Linked DNA regions of Homo sapiens: region 2 is linked to region 1. Evidence: read pairs that join two places in POLR2A ChIA-PET (ENCODE). Cell type or tissue: PC-9. All regions are shown on one strand. Each heading gives the region's core, and the rest is flanking DNA. Links, peaks and the distances in the headings are about the cores only.

The links. ChIA-PET counts read pairs that join two places held together with the same protein. Peaks named below come from ENCODE experiments on the same cell type or tissue, not always from the same donor. Only the 100,000 strongest peaks of a DNase experiment are listed, where the experiment ranks them.
Region 2: POLR2A ChIA-PET joins it to region 1 with 5 read pairs; 3 of 35 experiments call an interaction of 5 or more read pairs at or near these places.

The regions. Positions count from the first base shown.
Region 1 is chr3:156,528,485-156,532,884 of GRCh38, reverse strand. It overlaps KCNAB1 (potassium voltage-gated channel subfamily A regulatory beta subunit 1), which reads right to left. Exons shown (of 14, transcript NM_172160.3): 13 at 1,388-1,476. Among named protein-coding and RNA genes, the nearest start is that of SSR3, 24 kb to the left of the region's middle. In PC-9, for the core only: no CTCF peak of the experiment used is centred there; no DNase peak of the experiment used is centred there.
Region 2 is chr3:156,599,263-156,603,662 of GRCh38, reverse strand. No RefSeq gene overlaps it. Among named protein-coding and RNA genes, the nearest start is that of SSR3, 46 kb to the right of the region's middle. In PC-9, for the core only: no CTCF peak of the experiment used is centred there; DNase peaks (open chromatin) are centred at 920, 1,814 and 2,652.

The DNA.
Region 1 (4,400 bases), core at 245-4,244:
TAGTGAAACTGAAATCATTGGATTGAATTTCAGTTCTTTTTTGTACAAACTGTTCTGTCCCCTCATCACTGTGTACCCTTATCTTTTCCCAGAGCATAAATGAACATAAGAGGGAGAATTCCTCACGTAGCTACAGGGAACCTCACAGAATCCAGTAGGAGTTATGGGGCTGGATATGGGAGTTGTTAGAAGCAGAGAGGCAGAGGTGATTACACGGCTGCACAGTCCTAAGAAAGGTTGGGGGAATGGGCAGGGATCTATACCATTTATTCCACAGTGTATTCTGGGCTATTTTTAAAAAAGATTTTAAATCATGTTTGTTGCTACCTCCACCTGTTTCCTTTTGGGAATGGTAACAGGGCTGTGTGCTTGTTGCAGGGACAGGTAGATAGGGAAGAAGCTGTGAGACAGTTCTTTTCCTCCATGAGCAAGAGAAAAATAGATAACCTTACCAGGTAGTGGCTATGGCAGGAATTGTGGGCAGGATCGTTCCTAGGGCTTTTAGCAGGGTTGAGAGTAGGATAGGCTCAGGACTAGTTGTGGCCTTTGGGGAAAGGAGGTGGTCACAATAGATACTAAACTCCACCCCTCTAGTTAGAGCTCCCAGGAACATCCTTTCAACCCACCCACTGCCACTACAGGCTCCCCAGAATATGGCTGCAGGCCCCATCTAGTGCCCTGGACCAGTGGCCATCTCATGGGATAGGGAATGGGGATGGGCCTCCTAAATTTGCTTCTAGGGAGATGTGATCCTGGAAGTCCAAAATAGAATTTTGAGCCCATTTCTCTTAAAACATGGCAAATATTTATTCAATAGATCTTGAGTGTTAACTAAGGGACATGTAGTAAGTACCCTAGGAACTGGAAAACCGTGGAAAAGCAAAGACACAGGTCTGACCTCAGAGGGCTTGCAGTCCAACAGGAGAGACAGGCAGTTATACTACATTATCATAAAAGATCATGGGAGGGGGAATACAAGATGTTCAGGGAACAGCAAGAAGGGGCTCAGCACACAGCAGGTGGGCAATATTTGTGGAAAGAACAAACAAGTAAATGATGTATGTATATTGTCCTATGACTTAAATTTCCAAGCAAGTTATCAGGCCGGCTTTTATGGCGAGGCCTGGGAAGTCAGTTGCCACGTATAACACTGCAATGCACTCTTCCACAGAAACAAACCATCCCAAGAAATGAGCTTTGGGAATACTGCCTGTTCATAGGCAGAGGACAACCCTGGATCCATGTACTGGGAAAGTGTTCTGTTGCCTTTGTTCCCCCTACTCTTGCCCCACCCAGGACAGAGAGGGGGAGAGATGGGACACTGCCTGGAGATAGCCTCAAAGGCACCATTAAATTCCCTGATGTTGGAAGGGGCTGCAGTACTTGCCTGAATGGCACCAAGGTTTTCAATGAGTTGTTCAGGAGTGGATGATCCCAGGAGCACAGAACTCACACCTTCATTTCTCAGGCACCACGCTGGGAGGAGAGGACACTGGGTCAGTTTATCAAAGCACTTCCAATCGTTGATTAGCTTATAAACACCTGCTACAGCTGTTTGTTGCAGCCAAAATTTATTAACTTCTTTTTGTGGAGGATGTACAGTGCTTCCTAGGATTAAAAACCTGAGCAGCACCCCCTGTTGTGTAGAAGATTTGACAGAATCTGTCAAAGCCCAGCTGGGAGGGGAAATGCAAATGCATAGAGGCGCTGGACAATGGATTGTAAGATTCTCTCCAGCACGCTCAGCTGCCCTCAAGTAGAAGCAGAAAACACAGATGCACTGCTGTCTTTCTTGCTTCTCCGCTGGTTTTCCAATTGCTAGCCTACTATATGTCTCTTAATTAACACTCAATGCATTTGGGTTGGCTCGGGGCTTAAGGCCTTTTTGCTTTCCACATAAGGCCCTGTCACCTCAACCAGGGCATTCAAGCTACCCACCCTAGAAACACATTGTTCCTGGAAACACCTAACACTGCTCACCAGCAGATGGCTGGATTCCTGTTTCTACCTTGGCCCACAACCTCCTGTCTTTCCACTGTATTCATGGTCTCATTTTCCACATCTGTTGCTTGGAACTCTTGTAGACTCTAGGTTTCTGGTTCCTTGGTTCCCACCTACCTGGCAGCCCTCTCTGGACCTCCCTTTCTTCCTAACCCAAGATTCATCCTGTGTTGATGATCTAAATTACTCTCTTATGAACCCTCACACCCCTCACTTCTTCTGCTTCCTTAGCAAATCCCCATCAGTGCTGCATCTGCGTTTTTGGCTTCTACTTCAGGGTAGCTGAGCGTGCTAGAGAGAATCTCACAGTTCATGGTCTGGTGCCCCTATGCGTTCACGTCTTCCCTCCCAGCTGGCTTTAGCCAGCCTGGCCAGCCTCACTCTTGCCCTTGGTCATCTTTCTTTTCCCGAAAATGACCTTAAACCTGTACTCTTAAACCATCCCATCAACCCCTGCCCCCTCACTCTTAGTAGATGACCTTGTCCTAATGTCTATAGAAAATCAAGTCCCTCCATTGGAATATTCCTTAATTCCCCACTCTCCTGCTGCATAAGCATCCACATCCATATCCTCCAGTTTCAGAAGAGGATGTGTGCGGTTTCTGTCCAAGACCAAACTCTGCCTTGGAGATATCTCCTTTTTGCCTTTTCTTGGACTTGATTCATACATGATCCCACCGCCCCCATCACCCCATTTCAAAATTTCTTACTGTGTCTTTCTGTCAACAAAACATGCTAAAATTTCTCCCATTCTAGAATAGGCTTCCTCTGACCCTTTTTACCTGCTTAGATACTGCCCCAACCTTCTTCCCCTCTTAAACTTCTAAAAGGTCAGTCCAGATTCCCTTACTGATCTTCTTCACATCCCAGTCACCTTCTTGCTGTGTCCAGAAGCTAAGGTCCCCAGGAGCCTGCTGGTGATTACAGTGGACTTCTGAGTCCTTAGCTGCCTGGAACTCAGTGTTGCTGGACTCATAGATGCAGTGTCTGCTGGGCCTTCCTGCTAGATGCCCCACCAGCACCGCAAACTTCTTGCTATAATGCCTGGCCTTCTTGCATTCCCAATCACATTTGGGGGCATCACCAGCAATGTGGCTCCCCAATCTGGAAACCTGGGAGTACTCTTTAAGAACTGTCCTGTTCTGACCCCCTTTTCCCTTTTAACTGCTAAGTCCAGTTGATTATTCCTCCTAAATATTCCTCTAATCAAGTGGTTTTCAAACTTTGGTATGCATCAGAATCATCCAGAGGGCCTGTGAAACACCCATTGTTATGGCTCACCCGCTGAGTTTCTGATTCAGGTCTGGGGTGCAGTCTGTGCATTTTTAACACACTCCTAGGTAATGCTTATGCTGATGCTGCTATCTGGGACCATGCTCTTTTTTTTTTTTTAACCAACTTTATTGAGGTAAAATTTATACATCAAAAATTTTACCCATTTTAGGTGTACATTAAATAATTTTTATAAATTTACCAACCATCATTTTTAAGGTGCAACCTTCACCATTTTTAATGCAGTTTTATAACATTTCCATCACCCTAATAAGATCCCTACCTCAAGTACCAGGCAGCCACTGATCTACTTTTTGTCTCCAGATTTGTCTTTTCTGGACATTTCATCTAAATGGAATCATACAATAGGTGGTCGTTTGTGTCTGGTTTTCACTTAGCATATGTTTTCTAGGTTTTTCCGTGTTGCACTATGTACCCGTATACCATTTCTTTTTGTTGCTAAAGAGTATTCCATTGTGTGGATACAGGGCTCAGTTTGACAATGACTGCTTTGGTTCAGCTGTCTTCTCCGGTTCAGCTGTCTTCTCCTCCTCAGTCACTGCTGCCCTCACTCAGGCCCTCACCATCTCTCTCCTGGATAACTGGTTTTCCTACCTCTTGCTTGAATTGTCCCCTTATATTTCCCCCATACAGCTCTCATCCAGCCAGCAGCAGTCTCTCTAAACACAAATCTGATCATATCACTTCCCTAGCTAGTGCCTGACATAACTCATTGTCCTGTAAGATGAGGTTCTTAATTCTTACCTTGGCAAACCTTATTTTCTAGCCTACCTCTGCAGCTTCATGGCTCCCTACCTTGAACTTTGTGCTTCAGGAGCACTCACCTGTCTTTAAATCCTCTCCATCTCCAAGCATCTTGCTGCTTTTCTCCTCTTCCTCTCCCTTCATTCTGGGGCACATTGCTCAAGCTGTTCCTTTTGCCTGGAATGTCCTTTTGCCTTCCCCTTTCTTTTTGCCTCACTAATATTTGCCTGTCATTTGAGATTCCCCAAAGGTATTGCCTGCTCCTAAAGTACTTCCCTGAATTCCAAGCTCCTACTCTAATTCCCTTATCCCCTGTTCCCTTCTTAATATGATGACCTGTATTAAAATTATCTGTTTATTTT
Region 2 (4,400 bases), core at 293-4,292, 71 kb before region 1:
TCCTGTGGAGCATTTAGTACTTAATGATCCTGCCAACTGAACTACCAGCATGTATGGGCAGCCACAATCAGGAAAAGATGCTTTTAAATTACTGAAGGGAGCACTCTGTTCTTTCCAGCACAGGGTGCTTATTTTCGGGTTGTCCAGCACGAGTGTGTACCCCCAAAGTTATTTATTGGAGACATGTTTCACCTCTTGTACTTGGCAACCAAAGCACAAAGATACATACCAACATGTTCTTAGGTTTGTTCTAATTTTATATCCCAAATGGCCTGAGAGAAAAGAAAGGGGTGTTCTTTGTCTCCAGGAAACTCAATGTGACTTAACTTTTTCTTCTTTAGTAAATTACTATGTACTTTGTGTTACTTATTTGTAATATATCAAATAAGTTAGCTGGTAAAATATAAAGAGAAAAAAAACCTCACCATATGTTCAAAGTCAACAACAATAATAACAAAAGAAAACTTTAAAAAAAAAATGGGGAGAAGAAAAAAAGGTTTACTGGATACAATTATCCCAACTGACAACAACTAAGTCCAAAAGCTATAACATAAATAGTTAAAATTCTCATGGCAAGGAATGAACTTGCCCCAAAATAAATGACTGTACAGATGAGCCCAAAGTGTTCCCGCACAAGCAAATTAATAGTTTGGTTTTCTAGGGGTAGATGTGCATAAACATCACATTAACTGTTCTGAGAACTGTTTGCAGATTTTAAAGACAACTGTGACCACTTTCATGATGACCCCATGGATGGTGATGTTCCCAGAACTGGACATCAGGAAATCTTTAAGTATGTACTAAATCAATTAGAAGGAAATCATGCTGACCCTAGAAGGGATTATGAGTTTAGTTGACACCTTAGTAGGAAAATGAAATATTCTGTTAATGACTCACTAAAGCATATAATGTCCTGGAACAGGGAATCACTGTACTGTACTTTCTTGCAAGAGGTGTAACATTTCAGATGCGCTCTTTGAGACTGGAGTTATTTGGGAAATGAGTACATGAAAATCATGAGACTGAGACAAATCACCACTTACACCCTGAAGAAATTCTGACCTCATCTGTAGACTGTGGTTTTCTTTGAAACCCTGAGTTGCTTTTGAACCATAATGTGTGCTTACGACTATCAAGTAGCTCTGACATGAAGCTTCAGGAGACACAAACCTTAGACATACCACAAAAATATGAGCTTAGAGGATACTACACAATAAAGTACTGTGGGAATTGTTGAAACCCTAGTGTCAGCTCTGGATCTATTGGCACTGCTCCTTTGCTCCTGATTGGCTGAAAGAGCTTTTGATCTGGTGGATTCTTGTGCCTAGGTCTACTCCACCTGGGACTAGAAGGTACCATGGGGTCCGTCTTCTCTCACACTCATAAAAATTGTACTATCTGGAGTCTAAGGCAGTTATATGTAAGAGGAATTACATAAACATAATGCACGTGTAACTTCATTTTGTTTTACATGATAAATTTTGCATAACTTTGTTTTACATTCAAACTTCTTTGTCTTTTAACCTGAAAGGAAGTCACAATTTACCAGTTCCACTCAAAGCCAGGATCAGGGTGAGGTGAATAAAGTACTCACCTTAGACACACAGTTTAAGGTAATGCAAAAAATACTCAGTAATCAAGGTAAAAAATATAAGTCCACATAACAACATCCTGGTCAATGATGAACCACATGTAAAATATAAAGATACCTTAAATATATTTTATCAGTTGGTGGCCCCATAAGATTATAGTGGAGCTGAAAATTCTTATCACCTAGGGACATTGTAGCTGTCGTAATGTCCTAGTGCAACAAATTACTCATGTATTTGTGGTGATGCTAGTGTAAACAAACTCACTGCACTACCAGTCATATAAAAGTATAGCAACAAAATCATGTTCAGTACATAATACTTGATCATGATAATAAATGACCATGTTACTGGTTTACTACACTACACTTTTTATCCTTATTTTAGAGTGTACTCTTTGTACTCTTTCTACTTATTAAAAAACAGTTAGCTGTAAAATGGCCTCAGGCAGGTCCTCCAGGAGGTATTCCAGAAGGAGGCATTGTTATCATAGGAGACGACAGCTCAATGTGTATTATCGCCCCTGAAAACCTTCCAGTGGGGTAGGATGTGGAGGTGGAAGGTAGTGATATTGATGTTCCTGACTCTGTGTAGGCCAAGTCTAAGTACATCTGTGTCTTAGTTTTTAACAACAACAAAAAAAAATGTTTAAAAACTTTTTTTAAAGCTTTTAAAGATAGAAAAAAAAAGCTTGTGAGATAAAGATATAAAGAAAATATTTTTGTACAGCTGTACAATGTGTTGTGTTTTAAGCTGTGTTGTTATAAATACATCTGAAAGTTTTTTAAAATTAAAAGTTTATAAAGTAGAAAAGTTACAGCTAGCCAAGGTCAATGTATTATTGAAGAGAGAAAACTTTTATAATAAACTTAGTGTAGCCTAAATGATACGTGTAGATAAACAACATGTGTGCTACAACTGCCTATAGTACTCAGTACAGTAACGTAATGTATAGGTTTGTAGCCTAGGAGGAATAGGTTATACCATATAGCCTGTGTGTGTAGTTGGCGATACCATTTAGGCTTGTGTAACTACATTCTATGATGTTTGCACAATGACAGAATCACCTAGTGATGAATTTCTCAGAATGTATCCCGATCATTAAGCAATTCATGACTTTATTTTAATGCAATGCTTTAAAAAACCAAATTGGCAAACCATGGCTCACAGGTCACTTGCCTATTTTTGTAAATAAAGTTTTGTTGGAACCAGGGCCAGGATTAGGGTGAGGCAAATGAGACAAGGTCATGCAAATGCAGGGTTAGATCCTGTTATTTAAATTTTTATAGTTTGTTCATCATTGAATTTTTGCATTAATTTCATTTTTAAAAAACCATCTCATATATCTAAGTTGCCTTTCAACCTTCCTCCCATTTCCATCAATCTAGGCAGTGACCGAGTCATCCTAGATTAACAGTACAGTATCAATTAGTGGCTAGTGCACAAAGCTGACCACCTACCATCAATTTTTTCCTTCTTCCTTCTTAGGGATGTGATCAAGTTCAACATTGTTCTCTCATTATCCTGTCTTTCCCAGTGCATGCGCGCGCGCGCGCACACACACACACACACTTTTTTTTTTTTTTTTTGAAACAGGGTCTCACTCTGTCACCCAAGCTGGAATGCAGTGGCTCAATTGTAGTTCACTGCAGCCTCAATCTTCCAGGCTCAAGCGATCCTCCTACCTCAGCCTCCTGAGTAGCTGGAACCACAGGTGAGCACCACCGTGCTTGATTTTTTTTTTTTAATATTTAGTAGAGATGAGGTCTTGCTGTGTTGCCCACACTGGTCTCACACTCCTGAGCTCAAGCAATCCTCTCACCTCAGCCTCCCAAAGCACTGGGATTACAGGCATGAGCCACTGTACCTGGCCATTTTTTTAATTAGAGACCTACATATGCTGAAATGTGTTGATTTTAAGTCTAAATATCCTACTTCATTTAATGGTTTGTAAGTGGATACTTTAGTGTTGATGAAAAATACGAGAGTGTACCTGAAGTAGCTTACAGAAAAGAGCCCAGGTTACTGATATAGCATTCTCCTATGTGTATGTCTTTAAAATGCATAAATAAATATTCTTTAAGCAGTTTTATATTAAAAATATTTATTAAATAAATGGAAACAGCTCCAAACAAATATAAAAAAGTAAAAAGACCTGCAGCTATGATATAGATACATTAAAAATTATCTATGCCCAGTTCCATTTTTCATAATGTTAATTTTTAAGTGACCAATATTTAATATGGAAAATTGCTTGGATTTTGACAGCATGTCTGACTGAGAGTATGCAAATTGTACACAATCCCCATGGAAATGACCTTGTGACCCCTGCATTTTATTTAGGTCAGCGTGGCCAGCAGTAACCACCTTGTCCTCCTCCATGCAATTGTTGTGAGGAAAGGAAGAAAACTGTGACAATGACAGGGGTTGGGGGTTGGGAAGTGTGAGAAGCTGAGAAAGGCAAGAAGCCAGAAAGGCCTGCCTTGGGGAGCATGAAGGGTCTATGAGCCTGCGTGGTGAAAAACAGTTCTAAATTGTCAGCGTGCCAAGTGTAGCAAGGTGAATACATGTAGCTACCTCCTTCTCCTGCCCCGACTTCATGGGGGGAACATTTTCTATTTAAAGAAAGTGTGCACTCACCAAATTGATAGGATTATAATTAGGTTTTTCCCAGAAGAGGAATTTTAGGGTGATCTCGTCTCCTTGCTTTCTGCCTTGCCCCAGCTGCAGGGCTCCCTCTATACAGAACGATGCTGAATGAGCTTTCAACACTAGAAATCAATCCTGTCATTTCTTCACTAGACCCCTGGG